Linked DNA regions of Homo sapiens: regions 1, 2 and 3 are each linked to region 4. The links are chromatin contacts, found by Hi-C or POLR2A ChIA-PET in ENCODE. All regions are on one chromosome and are shown on one strand. The core of a region is the stretch at or near the end of the contact, and the rest is flanking DNA. Distances in the headings are between cores, read along the strand shown. Region 1 holds the start of EPPIN (epididymal peptidase inhibitor). Region 2 overlaps LOC105372631 (a long non-coding RNA gene). Region 3 holds the start of WFDC10A (WAP four-disulfide core domain 10A). Region 4 holds the start of PCIF1 (phosphorylated CTD interacting factor 1).

Region 1 (6,728 bases), core at 411-2,910, 390 kb after region 4:
ATATTCCAGTTTTCACTCTCTCCTGGGCTGAGTTTGTGAGAATATGGGAAATGAAATGAGTGAAACAGCACTGCTTACGACGTCTTACTCATTCATTAGAAATTCTAGCCAGGCACGGTGGCTCATGCCTGTAATCCCAACACTTTGGGAGGCTTAGGTGGGCAAATTGCTTGAGGCCAGGAGGTGGAGACCAGCCTGGCCAAGGGCGATACGTCATCTCTACTAAATATACAAAAATTAGCTGTGCATGGTGGTGCATGCCTGTAATCCCAGCTACTTGGGAGGTCGAGGCACGAATTGCTTGAACCGGGAAGGTGGAGATTGCAGTGAGCCGAGATTGTGCCACTGCACTCCAGCCTGGATGACAGAGCAAGAATGTTTTTAAAGAAAAAAAAGAAAAGAAAAGAAAAGAAAGGAAAGGAAAGGAAAGGAAAGGAGAAGAGAAGAGAAGAGGAAAGGAAAGGAAAGGAAAGGAAAAGAGAAGAAAAGAAAAGAAGAAAAAAGAAAAGAAAAATTTGATTCGGTAGTCTCTTCAAGTGAGATTGTCAAGTTGGTGGCATGGGATTCTTACGGCGGCTGTCTGTGATCCTAAATTTTGTGACCATATAGTCACTCTCTGATAATAAGGCTGTCTTTGTCTGGCCTCTGTCTGTCATGTAGGAAAATTTGGAGAACAAACTTGGCCCAAAAGGGTAACTCCTAGTTAGAGAAGAAAACGGGAGCCCTCGGGATAACATTTACTCTGTAAAGAGTGTCTCTCTTCTTCCCAGGACTGGCTGAGTGGCCAGTGTAGATTCCATGGCTGTAGGAAAGGAAAGCTGTCCAAGTTCCCCAGCACCTCTTTCCCACAGCTCCTCTAGCAGCCCAGTTAGAATCCCCAAAGTCTGCTGTGTTACTGAACTTTATTCCACTGCAGTCTCCCAGGCAAGTCCCTTCACTTCATAGTTCCTCAGACATCAAGGAGCTGGCAGTGATGATAAAGGCTCCCTCTAAGCTCTGATATCCTCTCTTGCTCTCAGAGCAACAAAACTTTGAGAAACATTCTCTGAAGACTCTGCTATCAGCCTGATTCCTCCCCTACACCCTGCTCTGTGGCAAATCTGTATTCTTTGGCCTTAGTCAACGAATATGAGTGAACCAAAGATACAATAAAAGACAGAAGGATGGGAGGAAACTGTGGGAGAGGGAGAAAGGAACACAGAGACCATGGGGAAAGAGAAACAGTAGACTTAGGCACAGAGAGGCACAGATAAACAATGAGATACCAAGAGACCGACAGAGACACATTGTCAGAGACAAGCAGAAGGAGTGTGCTAGTAAGTGTGCACGTACGATGGAAAATGAATGAAGAATGAGGACATTCCACCACTCTCCAAGTTATCAAGATGAAGACCCAAGATGGTGGCATTCACTCTGAAGGTAGCCTGGAAAGTGGGAGACACGCTTTGCCCACTCCCTGTGGTTGACTAGAGCCCCCAGCCCAGTGCAGCCTAGGGGTGTAAGGATCAAGATCCATTCAATAAGAGACCCTTCCTCCCAAGCTGTGAGCTGTGGGTGCCAGTTAGTCCCATTTGTGACCTTGGGAACTTAGTGTTCCCAGCAAGAAAGGGGGTGGCTGGCTTGTCTCCAGTTCTTATATCCAAGGTGCAGCAGCTGAGCATTCCAAATTCGGGAACCACCAGAAAGGCTGGCCTCTCTTCAACATGGGATCTTCTGGACTTTTGAGCCTCCTGGTGCTATTCGTCCTCTTAGCGAATGTCCAGGGACCTGGTCTGACTGATTGGTTATTTCCCAGTAAGTATTGGCCTCAGCCCTTACCCTAGAGAGAGGGGAGTTTGCTGGGAGGAAGGAACAGGGAAGAACTCTTCAGATGTGGGTTGCTTTCCACCATCTTAGCCCAGGTCCCGGGTTGGGAGAGGAGAGAGATATTTGTAAGATCCCTCCTGTGTAAGATTCCTTCTGGGAATGCAGTAACCCCAACTTAGGCAATCCCCACTTTCAGCTCCTTTGAAGTGGAGGGTCTTTATCAAGCAGGTGGAGGAGAGTCACAGGATCTAGCTTTCAGGGGAGTCGCTACAGGAATCCGGGAAACCAAGGGACCTTCTCCTTACCCCACAAGCAAAACAGGCCCCTTCCTTGAGGCATCATCTCTATCCACTCTTGGTTCTTTCAAATGTAGTCCCATAAAGTGTCCCTGTATCCCTAGGGGTTCCCTAACTTTGAGATAAAGGACAGCATCCAGAAGTCTCTTTAAACTTAAGACACATTAGTTGTGGAATATTAATTCCATGACTATAATGTAACAATGATCATTGGTATCATTTGCTGAACACTCAGGAAGTAAGGATTTCTGAAAAGGGATTTCTAAAACAACAGAGGGATCTGGAATCAGACTTAGTGGGTTCAAATCTTGGTAGCCCTGTAATCTTGGGCAAGTTACTTAAATTTCATGGGTCTCAGTTTCCGCATGTGTAAAATGGGGATATTAATAGAACTTCCTTCATAGAGCAATTATAAAGATTAAATGAGATCATACATTTAAAATGCTTAGAAGAGTGCTCGGCTTATGGTAAATACTTAGCAAATGTTAGATAATATGACTGTGCATCAGTTACTTTGATTAGGGCTTTATATACTTTGTCTCATTGTTTTCTCACAAAATCCGTAAGGGCAAAATGATTTTACAGATGATGAAACCAAGGTTCAGAGAGGGTCAGAATTCAGACCAAGTCAGAATTCAAAATCTAAACTGGCTCCGGGGTAAGTGATACTAATTGCTGTATAATACTACCACCTAGAGGAACTTCCAAACATGGATTCCTCAACAAGGCCAAAAAGACCGCATTGGCTTACATCAGTGGCCCACAATGGTGTGATTTTGCCTTCCAGGGGACCTTTGCAGTGCCTGGAGACATTTTCAGTTGTTACAATCAGGGGTGCTACTGGATTCTGATGGGAAGAGGCCTGGGATGCTGCTAAACATCCTACAATCCCCAGTTCAGCCCCCCAAACAAAGAATTATCCAGCCCAAATATCACCAGTGGTTGAGAAATTCTGCCTTAGATGGGATGGAGCTGGGGGGTGGGAATAGAGGGAGGAGAGGTCACTGGGGAGTGGTGGGGGTGTAGGCAGTAGGGAAATGAGTGAGGCTGCCCTGAGGAAAAGAACTCCTGGGGGCAAGCAAACTGAAAGCAAACTTCCCTGACTCTCTAGAATTGCCTTGTGTCTGGCAAAGTGGGGAGACACTATGCTCTCTAAGGCACACGGGTGTAAAACCGCTCTTTCCCTAGGGAGATGTCCCAAAATCAGAGAAGAATGTGAATTCCAAGAAAGGGATGTGTGTACAAAGGACAGACAATGCCAGGACAACAAGAAGTGTTGTGTCTTCAGCTGCGGAAAAAAATGTTTAGATCTCAAACAAGGTAATATTCAGAGCTGCAGAATAACCAACCCCTCCTCCCCCTGTCCTCACCTTCTGCCTTCCTGGACTGGCTTTGTGCCCTGATCGCTGAGGGCTGGTCTCTGGCAAAACTGCTGGACTTGGGAGACCTGCGATTTAGATTCATTACTGTGCCAAATATGGTGTGTGCCATTAGGAATGACCTTATCCTATCAGGTAATGTCTGAGACTCAGTTTCCCAGAACAAATCATTGGTGAATCAGTGGCATTGAATCAGATTCTTTTGGCTATTTGGATACCTGTCACTCTTATAATTTTTTGAGCTCCCAGGTGGCCATCGTTGCCCTAACATATGCTGCAAGTGATAAATTAAGCAATTTATATTTCCCAACTTTTTTGCTATGGAGTGACCACCTCTCTGCCTACACAAATCCAACTTTGCACCAAAACGCCTCTCCTGACTGCTCCAGAACAGAGGGTTTCTCCTTTCTGCTGCATCTTAGTTTCATGCCCATCACCCTGGGATGCAAAAAGACTATCAAAGATTCTGTTTTTATTCATTCAACAAATACTGATTGAGTGCCTCTGAGACCCACAATAGGATTTGGTCTCAGTGTGGTCAGGGGGGTTGGGATTGCCTTCTTTGAGAAAGAAAATCTGGGGTTGAGTTGAGAAAGATGGGTAATGTTTTAGGCAAAAAGTGGGTGGAGGGGTTTTCCAGGCACAGGCAGTAGCATGCACAAAGGCTCAGTGGTGGGGCCTTGGGAGTCCAGAACGCAGAGTGAGCACGAGCATGGTACAAGGAAAACAGATTCTGGGTGGGCAGAGATCAAACAATTCAGGTATGGTGGGCCAGATTAAAGAGTCTTGCCTGGATCCCAAGGGCTATGGCAATCCACCGAGGCGGGGCATCATATGACCAGGTTCATACTACATCTATCGAGTTTAAAATAGGAGGAACAGAGTATCTTAAAGGACTTCAAGATGATAGAAATGGTGGCCGGAACTAGAGGTAGCTGAGGGGATGAAGAAGAGTAGGACCTGCTTGAAAGAAAGAGTAGGACATAGGAGGCAAAGTGAACAGGACTTGACAGAGAAGTAGAGTGGGCAGGTTAGGGGGCTAAGTCACTCATATGCCAGCAGGTAAGGATTCTGAATTCAGCCATCCTGAGTTCAACTCTTACCTCCAGTTTTTACGAGCCTTTTTGTCTTGGATAAATTAACAACTTTCCCTCACTGTGAGTCAGTTTCCTCAGATAATAAAAGGATCAGTGTAAAAGATTATTTTGAGGATCCAATTGATCTGCATGATGTGATTAGAGTTATGCCTGGCACACAGTAGCCACCTGATACCTATTCGCTTATTTGTAATTCTTGGCTAAGGGCTCCTAAATAGCAGAGATCATGCCTTTTCTCTGTTCCTTGAAGCATTGAGCACATAATAGGTGCTCAATGAATAATTTATTCAGTTCAGATCAGGATACATTTCGTTTATCCTCAACGTTCCATAAGGTTCTGTACTGTGCCAGGCTACCTGTTAGGAATTGGGATGCCAAGATGAAAGCAGATACACTAGAAACTCACTCCCTGCTCACTAGAAACTCACAGCCTCAGGGATGAGACTGAAGATATAAACAAATGAAAAATGAATGCACAAGACTCTGAAGCAAGGTGTGGCAGTGAGGAATGTAGAATGGGGTCAAGAGTGACATCACAGCAGTTGATGTCTGAGAAAGGTTTTGAAGTAAGAAGAGTGTCACTGTGAGCAGTGCAAAGGGATGGAGGTATAGAGGTAGCACGGTGTGTTGAGTACTGCTGGAGCATGTGGCTCAAAGGGGTTCTGCGGCAGGAGAGGAGGCCAGCGTCACAGTAGGAGCCAGACAATGAAGGGCCTTGTGGGTCATGGGAGGACATTGTCATAGAGTGAAGGTAGGTCTTCTCTGTGCAATGACATGATAAGCCTGGCTCTCAGATCCATCAGATCCTTCTCTCTGGTGGGAAGCATGAAGGATTGATTGGAGGGGCCAGGAATGGAGGCAGGGGGATCAATCTGAGGTCACCTCAACAGTCCAGGCATGAGACACTGAGGCTTATATTAAAGAGACTGGCAGAGAGGTGAGCTATTAGGAGGTAAAAATCAACAGGATCTAATTGTTTAGCAGTGGAGATTTACCCAAATGGAACTGTGTAAGCATTATTTAGTTGGGACCTGCATTTGTTTGGTAGAGTTGCTATAACAAAGCACCACTGACTGGGAGTCTTAAACAACAGAAATGTATTGTCTCACAGTTCCTCAGGCTAGAAGTCCGAGATCAAGGTGTCAGCATGGTTGGTTCCTTGTCAGGGTTATGGGGAAGAAGCATGTTCCATTGCTCTCCCCTGGCTTCTGGTGCTTTGCTGGCAATCTTTGGTGTTCTTTGGCTTGTAGACACATCACCCCGATCTCTGCCTTCACATTCATATGGTGTTCTCACAGTGTGTGTGCCTCTGTCCAAATTAACCTGTTTGTATAAGGACACCAGTCATATTGGTATAGGGGCCCACCCTATTTTGGTCTGACCTCATTTTAGCTAATTACACCTGCAACAACCCTATCTCCAGGGATGCAGATGCCCACTCTGGGGTCTCCTTGCAAATGTGTGCAATATGTCAGTGGAGCTGTGCTCCTGCCATGTGATAAGAGAAAAGGAGCCTACTCCAGTTTCTTCTATAGCAGTTGCCAGGGAGAATAATAACAACTGTTTATTTCTGGAGTGGGCACACTGAGTTTTCAACTCTGGAGTCTCTCTGCAGATGTATGCGAAATGCCAAAAGAAACTGGCCCCTGCCTGGCTTATTTTCTTCATTGGTGGTATGACAAGAAAGATAATACTTGCTCCATGTTTGTCTATGGTGGCTGCCAGGGAAACAATAACAACTTCCAATCCAAAGCCAACTGCCTGAACACCTGCAAGAATAAACGTAAGTCCTAGGGGCCCCGGTCTTTCATCCTCTCCAGTCCCATGCCGGGAGGTCTGGGTGTTGGCTGGTCCATTCCAGGACAGCTACATCTTTGGCAGACCTGGTGCTGACAGAACCAGCTCTGATCAGGAGGTAAGAATGCACCTGGCAAAAGGCAAGACAAAGTTACTTTCTGAGTATGAGGAACTGAGGATGAGAAGGGATGTAGAAGTAATCAATGCTGGCAAGTATGAGGGGAATTAGGAGGGGTGGAGGAAGGGTGTAGAAGTGGTGAAATCTCAGAGATGAATTGCAGAAGAGGCACAGGACGCTAAACTTAAGACACGTTGACCAACCAACCCTTCTAAGCCATCAATGTCTCAACACA
Region 2 (7,194 bases), core at 2,301-4,800, 500 kb after region 4:
AACCCACTGGGCGTCCCAGGGCAGCGCTGCCCTGAGAGCTGCAAACCGAAAGTATCTGCCCCCGGGCCAGAGCGCTCGGGGCCTGGTCGTGTTACGCAGCTGGAAAGCTTGGACCCTTCGGCGGCGTGGGATAAGGCGAGTTTGCCGGCAGAGCCAGCAGCTCGCCCCCGCCTGAAATTCCAATTCGCAGGGACGGGGATGGTGACACCTGAGGCAATTCCTCGGCTACAAAGCATCATGTCTCATCTTCTTGAGCCAGTTTCTTCTTCTGTAAAAGGGAAATGGTACTGGCATTCATAAGATTTTGCAGGATCAAAGCAGAAAATCATTAGGAAAACACTTTGCAAACTGTAGAGAACATTGCAAATGTTATATATCAGGGTTTTTAAGAAAACTTTTAAATATTCTCTATTTGGAGAAAGAGGTAGGAAAATTCTGGAGATATAGTAACGAACAAAATGTACCATATGTCTGGCAAAATCTGTACCAGGTATCTGGCAAAATCTGTCCCTGTGTTTCTTTTTGAAATTGACTTGAATTTTATTTCCATTCTTAGCTGTTTAATATTTTGCTTAATTTTGAAATTGCTCATTCTTCATGCTACAGCCAGTGTGATCTTTTAAAGAAGGAAATATGATCTACAACTACATGTAATGAACGGATGAACATCATAAACATAGCGTTGAGTTAAAAACCCAGATAGAAAACAGCACCTGCTGGATGACCGCGTTTACATGGAAAGTACAAAAACAGGCAAATAGTTGGAAGTCAAGATAGTGGTTACTCTAGGGGAATGAGTGGAAGGGGTGCTTTTAGGATGCTGGTAATGTTCTATAAAATTCACTGGGTTATACATTTCTGCACTTTTTTCTGGATACATTATATCACACCTCAGTGAAAAGTAAATACTGTATGGGGGAAGGAAGTGAATGAAGCTGATCGTGTCTCCACCCGCCTAAAAGCGTTCAGTAGATTCTGATTCTTGTGAATGTGAAATCTGTCCTCCTTTACCAGGTCCACCTGGTGCCCCTGGCTTCATCACCAATGGGCTTACCATGGCCACACGGGTCCTCTTTCAGGCCCTTGTGTCACTCTCTCCCATGCTGACCAGCTCTGGCCACAAAGCTGCCTCTTCCATCACTGGGAGCTCTTCCCCACCTCGGAGCTGTTCCCGTCACCTGGATTGTCTTCCCTCCACATTCCTGCCACCTCCTTCTGCTCAGCCTAAAGGTCACTTTCTCACAGAAGCTGTCCCTGAGCCTCAATCTAAATTGCATCCCCACAAGGACACAAAGATGTGAGCAATAAACACTAAGGATTCCAGAAGGGGGGATGGAGGAGAGCAAAAGTTGAAAAACTACCTGTTGGGTACTATATTCACTGCTTGGGCGACGGGATCGTTGGAAGCCCAAACCTCAGCATCATGCAATACACCCGTGCAACAAACCTGCACACGTACTTTCTGAATCTAAAAGAATTTCTAAAATAAAATAAATTGTACCCCCTTAGTTCTTTCTGAGCACCCTCTTTTTATCTTCATAACACCATCATTTGTATTTATGGAATGATTATGCATCATTATTTGGTAAATGACCTCACCAGCTAGACTCTAAATCAAAAAGGGCTGGGGCTGTATCTGACATATTCTCAGTTGTATCAGCAGCACCTAGCACGGCATCTAACATAAATGATACTTATTTGTGGTTTGGCTTAATACAAAAAAAAAAAAAAAAACTTTGGGAGGGGAGGGAATTCAATCAACAGACAAAAAATAATGCTATGTAGGGGAAAGAGAAACAAAATGTTCACAGGTATTGTATTAGTGTTGTAAGAACATGGGCGTTCTTTTTCTTTCTTTAATATCACCTATTTAATCTCTTATGTTCTTTTTATGATTAAGAAAATAAAAAACCTTACAAATATTTTTGTACTATTTAAAATTAAGTTTTCATTTAAAACATAGACTTCTGGGTGTATTAGTCCATTCTCCCACTGCTATAAAGAACTACCTGACACCAGGAGTGGTGGCTCACGCCTGTAATCTCAGCGCTTTGGGAGGCCGAGGAGGGCAGATCACCTGAGGTCGGGTGTTCGAGACCAGCCTGACCAACATGGAAAAACCCCACATCTACTAAAAATACAAAATTAGCTGGGTGTGGTGGCACATGCCTGTAATCCCAGCTACTCTGGAGGCTGAAGCAAGAGAATCACTTGAGCCCGGGAGTTAGAGGTTGCAGTGAGCTGAGATCGCGCCATTACACTTCAGCCTGAGCAACAAGAGTGAAACTGTGTCTCAAAAAAAAACACAAAAAAACAAAACAAACAAACAAAAAATGGCCGGGTGCAGTGGCTCATGCCTGTAATCCCAGCACTTTGGGAGACCGGGGCGGGCGGATCACCTGAGGTCGGGAGTTCAAGATCAGCCTGACCAACATGGAGAAACCCTGTCTCTACTAAAAAAAAAAATACAAAACTAGCCAGGGTGGTGGTGCATGCCTGTAATCCCAGCTACTTGGGAGGGTGAGGCAGGAGAATCGCTTGAACCCGGGAGGCGGAGGTTGCGGTGAGCTGAGATCGCGCCATTGCACTCCAGCCTGGGCAACAACAGCAAAACTCCGTCTCAAAAAAAAAACAACTACCCGAGACTGGGTAATTTATAAAGAAGAGGTTTAATTGGCTCACGGTTCTGCCAGCTGTACAGGTAGCATAGCTGGGGAGGCCTCAAGAAACTTTCAATCATGGTGGAAGGCAAAGGGGAAGCAGACATGTCTTACATGGCAGGAGTGGGCGAAAGAGAGAGGGGGGAGGTGCCACACACTTTTAAACAACCAAGTATCATGAGATCTCACTATCAGGAGAACAGAAAGGGGGAAATCCACCCCCATGATCCAACCAGCTCCCACCAGGCCCCACCTCCAATATTGGGGATTACAATTTGACATGAGATTTGGGTGGCAACACAAATCCAAACCATATCACTGAGTAAAGTGCAGATGGCAGGATAGTTTCACAATAGAATGTTCATTCTCTGGTTTCTATTGAATTGGATAGGAGAAAAAAAAAAAACAGGTAAAAAAAAAAAAATCAGCAGCAGTAAACCACCATGGGAAACAGTAGAACCTCATTCCATAAACTTCAAAAAGCAGTAGCAACAGAAAAATATAGAATATCTTGATGTGTTTCGTCATGGTCCTATCCCCAACTGCTCTGTTCCAGAAGAGGTGCAGGAGAAAGAGGAAATAATACAAAAGTCCTGAAAATTCTCACCAGTTGTTCCAGTGAGTTGCCTACCAGGATCCATACTTAGTGGCACAAAACAACAACTCTTTTCTGATGCACGTGGATTCTGTAGGTCTGGAATTCAGGCGGGGCTTAGTTGGGGAATTCTTTTGCTCCTTGTGGCCATGTCTGAGGTCATTCTGTGGTACCCAGCTGGGCTGGGCTGGGCTGGAGGACCCAGGATGGCTTCAATCACATGTCTAGGGCCTTGGCAGAAAGGCTAAACTAAAAGGCTAAACTCAGCTGGAACTGTTGGCCGGTGTCCACTGCATGTGTTCTTTTCAGCAGTGGCCTCTGGGTAGTCAGACTTTTCACATGGACATCAGCATCACCCAGAGCCAGCATCCCAAGAGTGCAAGATGGAAGGACAGCCTTTTTTGACCTAGCCTCAGAAATCACACAGTATCTCTTCCACTGCATTCTACTGATCATGATGGAGTCGGCAAGGTCAGCCCAGATTCAAAAAGGGGATTGACCCCAATTCTCAATGGGACAAGTGCCAGAAAAATTGCAGACATGTTTTTAAACTGAGACAGATTAGTTAAAATTTTCCTATATGTAAAATATAACTTCCTCCAAGACCCGTCCCCACCTACCCCCACTGCCCTACTTCCCACTAAAAAAAAAAAAAAAAAAAAAAAAAAAAAAAATCTTGGCCAGATGCAGTGGTTCATGACTGTAATCCCAGCACTTTGGGAGACTGAGGTGGGAGGAACACTTGTATCCAGGAGTTCGAGACCAGCCTGGGCAACATAGCAAGACCCTATCTCTATAAAAAATAAAAAATTAGCCAATCACGGTGCCACAAACCTGTAGTAGTCCCAGCTACTCAAAAGGCTGAGGTGGGAGGATTGCTTGAGCCTGGAAAGTCAAAACTGCAGTGAGCCGTGATCACACCACTACACTCCAGCCTGGGTGACAGAGTGAGTTTGTCTTAAAACCAAACAAACAAACAAACAAACAAACAAACACCTCATCCTATTTTGACATCAAACTCAGCTCCAATTTCTGGAGCTTATCTACATCAAGTCCAGCTGCAAAGAGGCGTCTTGGGTTCTGTTCCGTGGGTAGAGTTTCTCTCCATCTGAAAACCTGTGAACTAAAGAGACATGTTTTCTGCCTCACATGCACCCAACCTGCAATGGCGAGATTGGCACAGGAAACCACTATGTTCACTACCGTTTTAAAAGGGGAAGTTCAGAGCAATCACTGAGCCCCGGCAATTCTGAAATTGAATTGTGCACCTGTTGCCAGAGGTTCTTGGCTCCACTCTGACTCACACTTCCTTTTCCATAAGAAATGGCTCTTGCTTGCAACTGAGTAGCCTTCTTGTCCTGTGTCTTAACAGAATACCTGAAACTGGGTAATTTATTAAAAACCAAATTTATTTCTTACAGTTCTGTAGGCTGGGAAGCCCAAGGTCAAGGGGATGCACCTGGTGAAAGCCTTCTTGTTGTGGGGACCCTCTGCAGAGTCCTGAGGCAGTTCAGGACATCACATGGTGAGGGGGCTGAGCATGCTAAACTATGTGTTTTCCTCTTATAAAGTCACCAGTCCCACTCCTATGATAATCCATTAATCCATTTATCTGTGAATGGATTAATCCATTCATGACCCAATCACCTCTTAAAGACCCCACCTCTCAGTACTGCCACATTAGGGATTAAATTTTAATATGAGTTTTGGGGAGGAGTGTTAGAGAACTGCATGCAAAAAGTCAAGATGCATCCCCAGAAAATTCAAGTCCCACCCAAGCTCTTGGGGTCTCCACAGAGATAAAAAGCCCACCAAGGTTTGCCATTCCCCAAGGCTCAAATTTCTAATTGGTTGGCTGATCCAAAGCTCCAGGGAAACTTTCTCAAAAATGGAATAACACGTCACTAGAGGAAGCCAACTGTGGTTCCAGGAATTTAAGAAAATCTCCAGAGAGCAGAGCCCAGGCTGCCCATCATAGTCAAGAGACATCTCCAATAGCATTCCTTTCTTCCCTCAACCCCATGACTTTAGGCTCCACAGAAGTGTATAGAGGCAAACTTCAGACTGCAATTTGGGGGGTAGGGATGGAAATAACAATAGATCTCAGATATGGTGAGAAGGAAACCAAAGAGAATATACTGACACCAATTAGAATAAGCGAAAGGACAGGGCAGAGTTGCCCAAACTGAGCCTGACGAAGATGAAGGGAAATGACAGAGTAGCTATGCACCATACTACATACAGTTATAAGGAAGAAAGAAAATAAAGCAGGGAGGGAGGGAAGAAAGGAAAAAAAGAAGAAAATTAAAAAGGAAAGGACGCTGGAGAAAAGAAACAGACACAGATAACTGAATTCAGCAGAAAATCTGATAAAAGGAAAAATTTATAGGAGGGCTTTCAGCTTAAAAAACAAAAACTTTAATAAAATAAGACATTAGGCTGGGTTCAGTGGTTCAGTGTTCACACCTGTAATCCCAGTGCTTTGGGAGGCCAAGGTGGGAGGATTGCTTGAGGCTAGGTGTTGAAGACCACCCTGGACAACATAACAAGATTTCATTTCTAAAAATAAATAAATAAATAAATAAATATTTTAAAATAAATAAAAATTTAAAAGACCCTTAAAAATGAGTGTTAAAGAAATAAATTGAAGATCTAGGTAACACCACTAAAAAAACTGCAAATAAATTGAAAATCTCAAGGAAGAAACAAGTCAGAGCTACAAATCAAATTACTAGCATAGAATAAAAGTTGGGGATAGTAAGTACCAATAGCCTGGGCCAGGTGCGGTGGCTCACACCTATAATGTCAGCACTTTGGTTGGCTGAGGTGGGTAAATCACTTGAGGTCAGGAGTTTGAGACCAGCCTGGTTAACGTGGTGAAACCCCGCCTCTACTAAAAATACAAAAATTAGCCAGGCATGGTGGTGCGTGCCTGTCATCCCAGCTACTCGGGAGGCTGAGGTGAGAGAATCACTTGAACCCAGGAGGCAGAGGTTGCAGTGAGCCAAGATTGCACCACTGCACTCCAGCCTGGGCGACAGAGACTCCATCTTAAATAAATAAATAAATAAATAAATCTCAATAGCCTAGAAAGAGGAAAAAAAAAGTCAAATTATTTTTTAAAATATTACCCCATAAAATTGTCCTTCAGGTATTAAGAAAATATGCAAAAATTCAGGGAAAACAATATCCATAAACTCTTCATTTTTGTAGAATTATTTTTGTTAATCAATCTAACAAAATGTTGATGAGGTTATCCTGAAGTTACTGATAGTTGCTTTATATGGTAGAGCATCAATGTCCAATATGGTAGCCACTGACCACATGCAACTATTGAGCACATGAGTTATGGCTAATATTAGTTGTTATATGCTATAAATGTTTAAAGTACACATCAGATTTCAAAGACTTAATATAAAGAAAAGTAAAATATTGCATTAGTTTTTATTTCATATTAATTATATATTGAAATGATATATATACTGTACTCAAATAAACTATCATCAAATTAATTTTACCTGTTTTTCCTTTCTTTTTTTTTTTTTTTTGAGACAGGGTCTCCTTCCCTGTCACCCAGGCTGGAGTGCAGTGGCACAATCTCAGCCCACTATTAGCCTCAACTTCCCGAGCTCAGGTGATCCTGCCCACCTCAGCCTCCCAAAGTGCTGGGATTACAGGCTGAGCCACTGTGCCTGGCCCCTCTTTTTACTTTTTAAAAAAGCTACTAGGAAATTGAAAATTCGATTTGTGGCTTGTATTATATTTCTGTTGCACAGCACCATAGTAGACTTTGGGGAGAGATTTCGCTTGTTTGTACTATTTAGTTTAGTTTGATCTTTTAAATAAGTATGGTTATTCATATAAAACAATACACTCATTATTCCTAAATTGAATAAATAAACCAATGGACAAAGAGCTATGCTTTCTCCCCTGGGATGT
Region 3 (6,824 bases), core at 3,011-5,510, 300 kb after region 4:
ATTTTCAGAATGGTAAATGATCATCATTACCTTTAACTTAAAGTCACCAGCTGCATTAGCCCCTAACAAGAGAGTCAGCCTATCCTTTCAAGTTTCGAAGCCAGGCATTGACTTTTGCTCTCTAGTTATGAAAGTCTTAGATGGCATCTTCTTCCTACAGAAGGCTTATTTTTCCACACTGAAGATCTATTGTTTAATTTAGACATCTTCATCACTTTGCAAGATCTTCTGGGTAACTTGCTGCAACTTCTACCTTAGCACTTGCTGCTTCACTTTGCACTTTTATATTACGGAGATGGCTTCTTTCTTTAAACCTCATGAAATAATTTCTGCTAACTTCCAACTTTTCTTCTGCAGCTTTCTCACCTCTTTCAGCCTTCATAATATTGGAGGGAGCTAGAGCCTTTCTCTGGTTAGGTTTTTGGCTTAAGGGAATGTGGTGGCTAGTTTGATCTTCTGCCCAGACCACTAAAATTTTCTCCATATCAGCAATAAGGTTGTTTTGCTTTCTTATCATCCATGTGTTCACTAGAGTAGCACTTTTAATTTCCCTCAACAACTTTTCCTTTGCATTCATATCTTGGCTAACTGGCACAAGAGGCCTAGCTTTTGGCATATCTTTGCTGTTGACATGCCTTCCTAACTGTAATCATTTCCAGCTTTTCATTTAAAGTGAGAGACATAGAACCCTTCCTATCACTTGAACACGTAGAGACCATTGTGGAGTTATTAATTGGCCTAATTTTAATATTGTTATGTCTCAGGAAATAGAGAGGCCTGAGGAGAGGGAGAGAGATGGGGAAATGGCCAGTTGTTGGAGCAGTCAGAACACACACACAACATTTATCCATTAATCATTTTTTAGGGGCGCAGTTCATAGTGTCCCAAAACAATTACAACAGTAATAACCAAGATTATGGATGACAGATCATCACAACAGATATGATAATAAAACAAGTTTGAAATTTTTTTTTTGAGATGGAGTTTCGCTCTTGTTGCCCAGGCTGCAGTGCTATGGCAAGATCTCAGCTCACTGCAACCTTCACCTCCCAGGTTCAAGCGATTCTCTTGCCTCAGTCTCCCAAGTAACTGGGATTACAGGCATGCGCCACCACACTCAGCTAATTTTGTATTTTTATTAAAGACGGAGTTTCACCATGTTGGTCAGGCTGGTCTCGAACTCCTGACCTCAGGTGATTCACCTGCCTTGGCCTCCCGAGTGCTGAGATTGCAGGCATGAGCCACTGCGCCTAGCAAGTTTGAAATATTTTGAGAATTACCAAAATGTGACACAGAGACATGAAGTAAGCACATGCTGTTAGAAAAATGGTGCCAGATGACTTGCTCGATGCAGAGTTGCCACAAACCTTCAATTTGTATGAAACGCTATAGCTGTGAAGTGCAATAGAGCAAGGCTCAATAAAACAAGATATGCCTGTAGTGTCTAGTAGGCATGTTTGGGGGTGGCTTGAGAGGATGCTTGGTAAGGGAGGCTATCCAAGGAAACACCAAATAAGGTCTCTTGGAGATCATGCCCTTACAGCCCACAGAGTACATCTGATGGTGTCTGTGTTGATGGTTGATCATGATCTCTTTCCTAAGACCTCCTTGTCCAAGGGAAGCTCTTGAGAAAGGTGAAGACAAGCCTGAGATACCCAGAGCCCGGTGATGCCTCAGAGGTGGCTCACAGCCTCTGGTCTGATGAAGGAAGTTTTCTTCTCTGATGTCTCTTTCATTGAATGGCCCAGCAAGAAGCACTAGACTGGAGCATAACACTGCACACCTGCCTCTGGGCATGGCCTATCCTCCTGAAACCTCTTCACATTTGGCTTCATGTCCCAGTTAGCTACATGTGACCCAACCCTGGATCTAGCCCCAGGATCATTTCAGAGGAGTTGCGATTGCAGAGTGGGAGATTCTGTACCACACTGATTAATTTCCACCAACTCACAGTAGGATGACAGGGAAGACCCATAGCCACTCTGTGCCAATTACTCCTTAGCAACAGCAGCATGAACCACCTGTTCCACATCCCTTAGTGTTCCTCTTGATCTAAAGAAAAGAGAATGAACCAGCCCCTAAGGAAGAGGGCTTGGGAAAGATAAGGACTATTCAGTTAATGGAAGGTGCTGGAGTGTCAGATCCTGAGGCCCAAAATGGGTCCCATCAGAGGAGTAGCCATATTGGTGGGTGCTGGATAGGAGGAGCTTTGGGGTTGGTGCAGGCACTCACTCTCACTAGGATGCCTCTGGTCTCAGGTAATGGAGAGAAGTGAGGAAAAAGTGATCCTAGAGGAAACACCCTCTTCCAGTCACATCATATCCTCTCACTCTCTTGTGGCCTTGGGCTTGCTGGACTTCCTGGGACTCATTATCCTAATGATAGACAGTAATCTGAACCTTACAGAGAGATTGGGGAGCATAGGATGGCGGTGCACCAAGGCTAAGGAGACCAAAGCAGTGCTTGGGGGCCTCCCACTCTTTATCTCGGGTTCTAACTGCCACCCATCTCATGCTTAATGGGTCCTTCTGACTCCAGGGTGAGAAATGTTCTCCTTAGCATCAGGAGATGCTGCACATGAGCAGTTCCTCCCCCTGGGAGTACTGGTTCAGTGAGCAAAACAGCAAGGGGCTGGGCATCCTGAGGGCTGGCAGGGATACGTGGGCCAAAGAGGGAGAGGGAGGGTAGAGAAGCATAGCCAGGGAGAGAAATTGAACACCAGGACGCAAGACAAGTGGGGCATCTGTAGGGGCCACAGTGAGCTCTCAATGATCATCTGTAGTGGCAGCAAAAGAGGTAGGATCCCTGGGCATTTGTTCTGGTTTATTTGACAGGGACAAGGGGTTCAGACAGTAGAGAGGGCGGCATTCCTGTTGATGTTCTTATGCTGGTGACTTGAGGTCCTTGTGCTTCGGATGTGGGCACAGTCTTGGATAGAGGAGTTGGGAAGCAGGATGCACATCCCAGCCCACTCTCCCACTCACAGGATGCTCATGCAAACATTCCCACAGTAGGTAGAACAGCATATGTTATTTGCTTGACAATCTCGGTGAGATTCACATAAGTGTTTGCATAGATATAGTTTAGGCTGCTGCTGGCAGACTTTGATTTCTGGGGATAGCTGTGTTTCTGACAAGGAGAATAGAACGGTAAATAAACGCAGTTTCCTAGAGAACATTTTTCTCAAGCTGAAGCCTCCTCCAAGACCCTTGAACCCAGGTCTCAGTCATGATACTCCTGGATTCCTTCTTCATAGAACTACCTTCCTGCCCATCACCAAATCCTAGTGATTGGTCATATTTTAAATCCTGTCTCTCCACTGTACACCTTACCCCATTAGACCACAATGCCTGGGCTTCCTGGACCTTCTCCACACACCAGCAATCAGAACTCCATCTCCCTTACTAGTCATGGCCTTGGTGAAGTCACCACCAAAGAATCTACAGTCTGATCCTGAGAGCTCAAAGAAGCATGAGACATCTTTCAAACTCTCTCCTAGTCTCTGAATAGTAGAATTCAGAGATGAGGATCAACATGCCTCTTGTCTCTCCCTCTCTTCTGCTCACTGTCACTGTCTCTAGTCTTCCTGCCCCTTCTTTAGTTCCCTTTCCACCACCACTCTCCTTGCCCCTTTGATGATAACCTTAACTTGGCTCTGTGTACCCCAACTTTTGCTTGTCTTATGTCCTATTTCCCTACACTTATACCCATTCTACACCTACACCTACCGTCATAACCACTTCTGAATCTTTACTCCTCACAAATGTGCATAAATCAAATAATAATTGTCTTGCTTTCCCCACTGGATTCTCAGCCCTGGTGCGCCTTTCACTATGGGATGTGCCATTTCTCTCTAAGTATTGAGAAGGAACAGCAAAATATGCAGGTTTCTTCTTCATTCCCATTACTATTCCCAGGGCCAGCTAAGGGGCTGGAGGGCCATGGTTTAGGGACAGTCCAGAGTCTACACAACATTGTGGTCAGAGCTGGATATGCAGAGAGTTTCCAACTCCTAGGTCCTACTCAGACTGGACACAGGCCCTCCATTCCCCCTACCCAATTCCCCCTCACCCATCCAGCAGCCCATCACCTACTCTGCATCCTCTTCTTGTCACGGTATCCTCCCTGGGCCTGCAGCAGCAGCACACAGAGAACCAGGACAGGCAGCAGAGTCTGGGGTGCCATGACTCTGATCAGATCGTGAGCCCTATGTCTGGCCAGGTTGTCACAGACTTCCCTGCAGAGCTGTCTACGGAGAGTGAAGGAAGGAAAGAAGGAATGATCTTTAGCTCCTCACTGCCTCTACTGGCCAAGTCGGAGCAGAGCAAGAGAGTCCTTCCTCTTTTTGCTTGCCCCTGGCCTTGTCGTTCGTCATGTGGGATAGGGCTTCCGCAGGAATGACGCCTCCTCCTTTCACATAACCAGTCTTGTGTTCTTGCCGATAGAATGAAAGATATCATTTATTTCTGCTTTCTAATTACAAAATGTTTTATGGAAAAAAGAAAAGAAAAAATATATTGTTAAAAAGAGTTGCTTAGAATTAACTGATGTTTCATTGCATTATCTTTTAGTTTCTCTCCATATTTAATATAAACAATCCTTTTAATATAAACAACTTTTGTTATCTATTTTTGCCACCCTTATTTAATCATGTAAGTATTTCTCAAAATGTGGATTTTCATAATTGCACAGCTCTCAAATGCTAATAATCAAGTATTTGTATTGTACTAATTACTAATAATCTAGAGAATGTCATATTATTTTTATTTATAAATCTTTGATTTCTTTAGACTAAGAGAGCTAGAATTCCTGAGTGAAAGAGTAAGTAGCTGTTTCATATATAAATGTATATAAACACATACACAGATATACATATACAAATTTAAACACACATAAACACACAGAAAGAGAGACTATTGTAGGGCATGGGACAGAAGGGCTAGTGGAGAAACATAGTAAATATCTTAGAGCTCAGACAGGGGGAGAGACCTATCAGTCAAAGGCTTGGCAGGCTGTCCAGGAGGAGGTGGTCACTGACCTTGAATATCATGAAGGAAATGAACTCTCAGAAGTGAAGATGTTTCTTCTTCCCTAACAGGAGAAAGAGGGGACAACCTAGGGTCACTGGACTCCCAGTAGGCATGCAAGCTGGGAAGAAGATCACCCTCTTCCTCTGATGATGATAATCTTCTAAAGATTTGAACCTCTTTCTGACATTCTGAACTCCTAATGCAGACTCCTTCAGTCCACAGTTGTAATTTACATTCAAAGGAAGCTCTCTAGCCTTTCCCCCATATCTCACCTTATGCACCTTCCTCTGTATCCTTTGCGATATCCTTTATAATTCAAAAATTCTGATATTTGTACCTATAGTTTACAGAGTGGTATTTGACCCTTCCCAAAGGCTCTCTCTTTCCTAGTTTTTCTTTTTGTCCACTCATAAATGAACAATTTAGAGACTGGACACTGTCATAACTATCCTAGCAAAGAGGGGTTATATAGAGGAGAATCATCATCTCAAATAGAAGCTGCATTTTCCTTACCCAAGCATCTTGCAGCCAGTGCCACAATGTAAATATTTTGGCTAACAGACTTGTCACTACTAGGTCAAGACCCTAAGAAGATGGCAAGTCTCTTTCACACTCTTTTTCTTTTCCACCAGCTCAGTATAGATGACAACAAGGTTCTAGAGCCTAGTGAAGCCAAAAGGTGAAAGGAGCCTGGGTCCTTGACTTCTTTTATCACATGAAAAAAGGATACCCATTGTTTTAGAATACTCATTTTGAATTATTATTTGAGCAAGAAATAAAAAGTATATTGTATTTCAGTTATTATGTGATGGAGGCTTTCTGTTAAAGCAGTCTAGTCAACATTGTGGCAGGCTCAAGTACTGACATTTATAAGGGGAAAGATTTATGGGTATATAGAAGGTCTATACTTTATACATTCAAATTATTGATAGAGTAGTAAATTTAGTAAAGAGATGGGTAATTTGAACATTATGATTAATAAGCTTGACTTAATTAAAATATACAGAAGTCTGCATAGAAAAACTAGAGGAACACATTTTTCTCAAGCACAAATAAAACATGTACAAAAAGTGACTATACATTAGGCTATAAAAAAAGTCTGAACAAAATTTTAAAGAATTACATCACAAAGGACATAGTTTCAGACTATAATGGAAATAATTAGAAATTAGTCTAAAAAAAGACAATTACTCAAAACTGAACAGAAATTTCAAATTAAAATATATAAGTCAGAGCTTCCAGGTGGCTACCACTGAACACTTAGAGGTTGTTGGAGAGCAGCATGCTCATGGAGGGCATGGAAGCTCTCTAGCCTTTCCCCATATCTCACCTTATGCACCTCTTCCTCTGTATCCTTTGTGATATCCTTTATAATTCAAAAACCTAGAGGAAATGGATAAATTCTTGAACACATACAACCTACCACACTGAACCAAAAAGAAACAGAAGAACCTGAACAGACGAATAACAAGTAAGGAGATTGAATCAGTAATAAAAAGTCTCCCCTGAAACAAAAGTCCAGAACCATATGGCTTTACCACCAAATTCTATGACCCTTTAAATATAAATTAATACCAATTCTTCTCAAACTATTCCAAAAAATTGATGCGGCAGGAATTCTTCTTAGCTCAATTTTATGAGGCCCACATAACCTTAATACCAAAACCAGACAATAACAAGACAGCATAAAGAAACCCACAGGCCAATATTCCTGATGAAAATAGGTGCAAAAATCCTCAACAAAATACTAACAAACCCAATTCAACAACACATCAAAAAGATAATGTGGCATGA
Region 4 (7,133 bases), core at 1-2,500:
ATACGCACAAGCGGCACAGCTTAGTGTGAGGCTAAATGGGGACACTGCAGTATTTCCAAAGCCAGCTGTGCATCAGAATCATCTTGGAGTTTGTAAAAAAAAAAAAAAAATCAGACTCCTGTGCCTCACTGCGCATCTCAGAAGCCAGAAATAAATACGGAGGTGAGGCACACAAGAATTTGTATTTTTAAAACGCACCGTAAGAGTGACTGGGAGACAGGATGACTCATTTTTTCACACTATTTGAAAAAATGTACCCATTTTTTGCAATTAAAACCATTTTTAATTTCCTATGTGACTTGAGCGCAGCAGGTCTGTGGCCGAAGTACCAGCCCCTGGGTTGGACAGACCCGGATTCCGGGCCCTTCTGCTTTCCGGCTTATAAACCGGAATCACTCGACCGTTATATGTAGAGTCCAGCATTGTACGCTCCCAGTAAGACATAACTGCTCTTAAGTTAACGTCTTTATTTATCCTGTGGCTTCCCGACCCCCACGCATACCGCAGTTTGAGAATTACCGCTGCTCAAGGATAAACAACTCTATCTGCGCAACCAGAAAAACCCACCAGAAGCCAGAGTCCGAGTCCGGGATTGGAGGCACGTGGGGCGGGACCATCTCCGCAATGTACCAATCAGAATTCTCCGGCCCAGTAGGGAGGAGTCAAAGGGCGAACAAAGTACGCAGGCGCGACGGCGCACGAAGGCGAGAGGCGAGCTCCAGCGCGCGCGCGCGCGCGCACCTTCCCCTCCCCCTACCCCAGCGAGGGTGGGCTGTTTGGCGCGCGCGCGCGCGCCGGCCCATCTCTCGGGCTCCGCCCCCCGCCCCGCCGCGCGCTCCCGCCCCCGGGCTGAGGCGACTCAGAGTCGGAGCCCGACACAAAGGCGGTGGCGGCGGCAGCAGCGGAGGGGCCCTAGAGCCCGCTCCGCTGGGGCTCTCCGGGCCCACCTCCCTCACTTCGGCCACCGGCGCGGCCGCCCACCCGCGGGTCTAAGATGGCGGCGGCAACAGAGACAGGGCAAGCGGCAGTCCCGAGCAGAAAGCGCCGGAGGGGCCGCCGCCCCCCAGCTTCGGATCCCCAGACCCTGGCGCGGCTCGCTGCGGGACCATGGCTTCCTGGGACTCTTACCTGCCCGGAGCGGACTGGAGGGGACGCGGCTACACGTTCTGCTCGACCGCCCGTTTTGCCGCCTCCGCCTCGCCCTCCCCAGCGCCGCTGCCGCCATCTTGTGTCCCGGGCCGGGACTCCGCGCTGCGCATGCGCTGGTACCGCCTCTGAGGGACCTCGCCGCGGCCGCGCCGCCATCTTGAGTGTGGCAGGGTCGGCTGGCTCCTCGCACCCAGCTTGCTTTCGGCCCCCTCCCCTTCTTCCCATCCGTCCCTGCTGTTCCTTGTGGCGCTGAGGAAGGGGAGACAGCTTTGTAGGCCTGCGGGTGGACTGAGGAAGGAATGAATTCACTGGCACGTCCCCGCCTCAGTTTCCCCCTCGAGCACACACGCAGGAGCCGGATGTTCGCGGTGGGCGGTGCGCGGCGGGGTTGGACTGAGCGTGCGCACTGGGGGGCGTGGGGGCTGTCTTAGAACCTGCGGGGGTCTCGGGTTCTGCCGCCGGCCCAGGGGAGGCATCGTGGTGACGTAGGCTCCGGACGTAGCAAGGACCTGGGTCCTGGCACCCGCGCGGCTCTGCCTCTTCCAGCCAGTCTCTTTCCCTCTCTGGGCCTTTGTGCTGCGTGGTGTCCAAATGTTAAGAAGCCCTGCCCCATGCCCGGGCTACATATACATCGAACCCAAGCTGTAAATGCTCTTGAGTAGAAGCAACTTAAACTAGCCTTCGGGGGCAAGTAATAGAGATGGCTTTCGGCAGAGTTGGGAAATCAACTAAATGCATTGTAGGGCCTTTCCAACATTGACATCTGTGGCCATTAGTTGCAGTTCAAAGCCTCACTGAGCCCTCAAACCAGCTACAGCGGGTAGCCTGGCAGGGAACTGGCAGCTGTGAGGTGCTCCTCATCCGGCTCCCTGCAGGATTCTTTTTGGTAGGAGCCTGCAGGCGTCCGAGTGGTAGCTCCACCCATCTCCGGTCTCCCCAGCAAGCATCCCTTCCAGTGCTAGCTTGAGAAGAGGAAAAGCTTGCCACCTGCTGTCAGACCGGCGCTTGTGTGGAGCCAGGGGCTGTAGGTACCCCGGCTGAGTAGCCTCTCAGATGTCCATGGTCCTGGCTGCACGCCAGCGTGGGGGCAGGCAGGCGGACGCTCAAGAAAAACGGAGGCACCGATATGAGTAGTAATTGAGAACGAGGGTTCATGATCCTCATCTGATTTCAATCCCTGCTCCTCCACCCAAAATGTGTGGCCTTGAAGGAGTTAACCAATTTAAATTTTAGTTTCCTCAGTGGAAGATAATAAATCCGCCTACCTCATAAAGGTTTGGTGAGAATTAACTCAGGTGATGCATGTGAAGTCCTCAGCGCAATACCTGGCGCTTCCTAAGTGCTGAATCGGTTAGCCGTGATCATCTCACAGTGGCATGAGCATTGCTCCAAGTAGATTTGAGCCCTCCAGAAATAAGCCAGCTCTATATAGGCACAGCAGTTCTGCCCTCGCAGAGCTTCTCGTTCAGATAAGAGGCCTGATGGGAAACCAGACTCCTGGGTCCTGTCTCAGTTCTGGAAGGGTGGGGGGCCAGCTTTGATTTATGCCTGCTGCCCTGGCATAATTACTAATATTGCCTCCTTTTTCAGAAGTGCCCTGCTTTGGGCCGGGCGTGGTGGCTCACCCCGGTAATCCCAGCACTTTGGGAGGCCGACGCAGGTGGACCACCTGAGGTCAGGAATTCAAGACCAGCCTGGCCAACACGGCGAAACCCCGTCTCTACTAAAATTACAAACATGAGCCAGGCCTGGTGGCGCGCGCCTGTAATCCCAGCTACTCGGGAGGCTGAGGCAGGAGAATCACATGATCCCGGGAGGCAGAGGTTGCAGTGAGTCGAGATCGCGCCACTGCACTCCAGCCTGGGCGACAGAGTGAGACTCCTGTCTCAAAAAAAAGTACTGCTTTGGGCAGTAAACTACGTGGTCGCTCTTGACCTACGGGATAACCAGTTTTCCATGCTCATGCCCCCCAGCTAGCCCGCGCTTTCACTAAAGTTTAAAAACCATGTAGTGATTATTACCCTTTTTTTTTTTTGAGACGAAATCTCGCACTGTCGCCCGGGCTGGATTGCAGTGGCGCGATCTCGGCTCACTACAACCTCTGCCTCCCGGGTTCAAGCAATTCTCCTGCCTCAGCCTCCCAAGTAGCTGGGATTATAGGCACCCGCCACCACTCCCACCTAATTTTATTTGTATTTTTAGTAGAGACGGTGTTTCACGATGTTGGCCAGGCTGGTCTCAAACTCCTGACCTCATGATCCGCCCGCCTCGGCCCCCCAAAGTGCTGGGATTACAGGCGTGAGCCACCGCGCCCGGCCTTTTATCTATTCTTTTATGTTTTCAAAGTATTTTCTCATTCATTGTTCAGATTCTCTTAATTGATAACCAAGATACCAAACATCCCAAGTGCCTAGTCTTCTGTTTTATCATGGAATTCTGTGAATTATTACCTAAATCTGCACATGAGCAAACAGGTTGGAGCGAGGGGCAGGGGCGAAGTCATTGTCCAGGTTCACACAGCCATCAACAAGTAACAAAACTGGGATTTTAAGCCCGGAGTTCTCAACACCAAAATGCAGGGCTGGTTCCATTAAACCACTCTGGCCTCCCTGTTTTGTGAAGAAGGGATCTAGATTCAGGCGATGTGACTGGTCTGAGTGGACACAGTGGCCCTGGATAGTTCAATCTTTTTTTTTTTTTTTTTTTTTGAGACGGAGTTTCGCTCTTGTTGCCCAGGCTGGAGTGCAGTGGTGCAATATCGGCTCACTGCAACCTCCGCCTCTAGGGTTCAGGCGATTCTCCTGCCTCAGCCTCCTGAGTAGCTGGTGTTACAGGCATGCGCCACCACGCCCGGCTAATTTTGTATTTTTAGTAGAGACGGGGTTTCTCCCTGTTGGTCAGGCTGGTCTCGAACTTCCCACCTCAGGTGATCCGCCCACCTCGGCTTCCCAAAGTGCTGGGATTACAGACGTGAGCCACCGCCTCCGGCCTGGATAGTTAAGTATCTTAAAGGTTTCTCTATCTCACAGTGTTCAGCACTGCTTTTCACCTGATACATGCCTCATCTTCTCCGTTTGCTCACTTTCCGCATGTCAAAACCAGCCTCTTCTCAGCTGGGTGCGGTGGCTCACGCCTGTAATCCCAGCACTTTGGGAGGCCAAAGCGGGTGGATCACCTGAGGTCAGCAGTTTGAGACCAGCCTGGCCAACAGGGTGAAAGCCCATCTGTACTAAAAATACAAAAATTAGCTGGGCATGGTGGCAAGCGCCTGTAATTCCAGCTACTCAGGAGGCTGAGGCAGGAGAATCGCTTGAACCCGGGAGGAAGAGGTTGCAATGAGCCGAAATCACACCATTGCACTCTAGCCTAGGTGACAGGAGCAAAACTCCGTCTCAAACAAAACAAAACCCAACCTCTTCTCACCATTCTAATGACTACCTTAAGAGCTGGCGTTTCCCACCCCTACCCCCCTTTTTTTTAGAAGCAGAGTCTCAGTCTATCTCCCAGACTGATGTGCACTCATAGCTCATTGTAACCTTGAACTCCTTGCCTTAAGCAATCCTCCTGCTTCAGCCTTCCAAAGTGCTGGGATTACAGGCATGAGCCACCACACACAGCCCAATTTTGTTTTGTTTTTTGAAAAGGAGTCTTGCTCTGTCGCCCAGGCTAGCGTGCAGTGGCGCGATCTCGGTTCACTGCAACCTCTGCCTCCCAGGTTCAAGTGATTCTTCTGCCTCAGCCTCCCGAGTAGCTGAGATTACAGGTGCCCGCCACCATGCCCGACTAGTTTTTTTTTTTTTTTTTTTTTTTTTTTTTGTATTTTTAGTATAGACGGGATTTCACCACGTTGGCCAGGCTGGTCTCGAACTCCTGACCTCAGGTGATCCACCCACCTCAGCCTCCCAAAGACAAATTTTTAAAACCTTTTTATTGTTAAGAATAGCATATGGGGCTGGGTGTGGTGGCTCACACCTGTAATCCCAGCACTTTATCCCAGGAGGCCTAAGCGGGCAGATCATGAGGTCAGGAGATCGAGTCCATCCTGACCAACATGGTGAAACCCCATCTCTACTAAAATACAAAAAATTAGCCGGGCACGGTGGCACGCGCCTGTAGTTCCAGCTACTCCGGAGGCTGAGGCAGGGACACCACTTGAACCTGGGAGGCAGAAGCTGCAGTGAGCCAAGATCGCACCACTGCACTCTAGCCTGGTGACAGAGCAAGACTCCGTCTCAAAAAAAAAAAAAAAATAGTGTATGATAGACTGGCACAGTAGCTCATGCCTGTAATCACCAACACTTTGGGAGGCCAAAGTGGGAGGATACCTTGAGGTCAGGAGTTAAGAGACCAGCCTGGGCAATGTAGCAAGACCCTGTCTCTGAAAAATGTTTTAAATAAAATTAGCCGGGCATGGTGGCATGGGCCTGTAATTCCAGCCACTTGGGAGTCTGAGGTGGGAGGATCACTTGAGCCCTGGACGTCGAAGCTGCAGTTAGCTGCACTCCAGCCTGGGCGACAGAGACCGTGTCTTAAACATAGCTGGGCGCAGTGGCTCATGCCTGTAATTCTAGCACTTTGGGAGGTGGAGGTGGGTGGATTGCTTGAGTCCAGGAGTTTAAGACCAGCCTGGGCAACATGGTGAAACCTGCGTCTCTACAAAAAACACAAAAATTAGCCAGGTGCGGAAGCACACACCTGTAGTCCCAGCTACTTAGGGGGCTGAGGTGGGAGGATCACTTGAGCCCAGGCGGTCAAAACTGCAGAGAGCTATGATCATGCCACTGCACTCCAGCCTGGGCAACAGAGCAAGACCCTGTCTCAAAAAAATGTATACAAAATAGACTGGGCATGGTGGCTCACGCCCGTAATCCCAGTACTTTGGGAGGCCGAGGCGGGTAGATCACAAGGTCAGGAGTTTGAGACCAGCCTGGCCAACATAGTGAAACATCGTCTCTACTAAAAATACAAAAAAATTAGCTGGGTGTGGTGGTGCATGCCTATAGTCCCAGCTACTCAGAAGGCTGAGGCAGGAGAATCGCTTGAACCTGGGAGGCAGAGGTTCGATGAGCCGAGATCAGACCACTGCACTCCAGCCTGGGCAACAGAGCGAGACTCCGTCTCAAGAAAAAAAAAAAAAAAAAGAATAGCACACATGGAAAAGTGCACAAAACATAAATGTAAAACCTAATGATTTATCAAAAAGTGAGCCTGGGTTAGCATCACCCATGCCATGGTACTGAACAGTCAAGCAGAAGACCTCTGCAGGGTAATTGGTGTTCCAACTACTTTTGTGATAATCGCTTCCTTGCTTTTGGAGTTGTACCACCTGAGAATGTGTCCCTAAACACTGTAGTTTCGTTTTGTCTGTTCCTTGAACTTTATGTAAATTGAATTATACAGTATTATTTTGTGTCTGCCTTCTTTTGCACAAGAATACACTTGCAAAACTCCTTTATGTTGTTTCATATAGCTGTGGTGAGTTCATTTTCATTGCTGTTTTTTTGTTTTCCACTGTATGTTTATCTACTCTATTGTTAAGGGATATAAGTGAAGCCTCCCACCTGCCATACCTCTCAATTTCTTTTCTAAAAATTATTTTTATTTTTATTTATTTTTTTAGACAGAGTCTCGCTCTGTCGCCCAGGCTGGAGTGCAGTAGCGCGATCTCAGCTTGCTGCAACCTCTGCCTCCTGGGTTCAAGTGATTCTTCTGCCTCAGCCTCCCAAGTAGCTGGGATTACAGGCACCCGCCACAACACCTGGCTAATTTTTGTATTTTCAGTAGAGACAGGGTTTCTGCATGTTGGCCAGGCTGGTCTCGAACTCCTGACCTCAAGTGATCTGCCCGCCTCGGCCTCCCAAAGTGCTGGGATTACAGGCATCAGCCACCGTGCCTGGCTTTATTTATTTGTTTATTGAGTCTGGCTCTGTCACATGGGCTGGAGTGCCATGGCACAATATCAGCTCACTGCAGCCTCCGCCTCC

The links. A loop is a pair of places that touch in the nucleus more often than their neighbours do. ChIA-PET counts read pairs that join two places held with the same protein, here RNA polymerase II (POLR2A). Pooled maps may share reads with other maps.
Region 1: a loop to region 4 is called in a map of HCT116, with 4 times the contacts of the local background. The contact joins the promoter of EPPIN here to the promoter of PCIF1 in region 4. A Hi-C loop is called at or near these places in 1 of 168 maps with a recorded cell type or tissue (HCT116) and 1 of 50 pooled maps. POLR2A ChIA-PET finds 5 or more read pairs at or near these places in 2 of 52 experiments (AG04449 and GM12878).
Region 2: a pooled map shows a loop between it and region 4 (5-fold over the local background). The contact joins the enhancer-like site here to the promoter of PCIF1 in region 4. A Hi-C loop is called at or near these places in 1 of 50 pooled maps. POLR2A ChIA-PET finds 5 or more read pairs at or near these places in 2 of 52 experiments (A673 and AG04450).
Region 3: a pooled map shows a loop between it and region 4 (4-fold over the local background). The contact joins the promoter of WFDC10A here to the promoter of PCIF1 in region 4. A Hi-C loop is called at or near these places in 5 of 50 pooled maps. POLR2A ChIA-PET finds 5 or more read pairs at or near these places in 3 of 52 experiments (PC-3, PC-9 and RWPE1).

What each region holds. Positions count from the first base shown.
Region 1 is chr20:45,542,333-45,549,060 of GRCh38, reverse strand. EPPIN (epididymal peptidase inhibitor) reads left to right here and starts at 1,660. Exons shown (of 4, transcript NM_020398.4): 1 at 1,660-1,794; 2 at 3,291-3,422; 3 at 6,194-6,361. The coding sequence starts at 1,704. It overlaps EPPIN-WFDC6 (EPPIN-WFDC6 readthrough), which reads left to right and starts at 1,660. Exons shown (of 5, transcript NM_001198986.2): 1 at 1,660-1,794; 2 at 3,291-3,422; 3 at 6,194-6,361. The coding sequence starts at 1,704.
Region 2 is chr20:45,429,792-45,436,985 of GRCh38, reverse strand. The region is part of intron 2 of LOC105372631 (a long non-coding RNA gene); the gene reads right to left. Among named protein-coding and RNA genes, the nearest start is that of MIR6812, 7.9 kb to the right of the region's middle. Within about 2 kb of position 3,550, at least 13 of the 41 ENCODE cell types and tissues checked have a DNase peak (open chromatin) inside an H3K27ac peak, as active enhancers do.
Region 3 is chr20:45,627,175-45,633,998 of GRCh38, reverse strand. WFDC10A (WAP four-disulfide core domain 10A) reads right to left here and starts at 4,260. Exons shown (of 2, transcript NM_080753.3): 1 at 4,095-4,260; 2 at 2,803-3,129. The coding sequence starts at 4,185. The coding sequence ends at 2,981. It overlaps WFDC9 (WAP four-disulfide core domain 9), which reads left to right and starts at 2,715. Exons shown (of 5, transcript NM_147198.4): 1 at 2,715-2,796.
Region 4 is chr20:45,928,800-45,935,932 of GRCh38, reverse strand. It overlaps PCIF1 (phosphorylated CTD interacting factor 1), which reads right to left and starts at 1,250. Exons shown (of 17, transcript NM_022104.4): 1 at 1,129-1,250. LOC107985388 (pre-mRNA-splicing factor cwc22-like) reads left to right here and starts at 862. Exons shown (of 1, transcript NR_171669.1): 1 at 862-2,439. RefSeq lists a silencer at 720-929 and enhancers at 558-1,248, 1,249-1,940, 2,200-2,349, 2,632-3,324.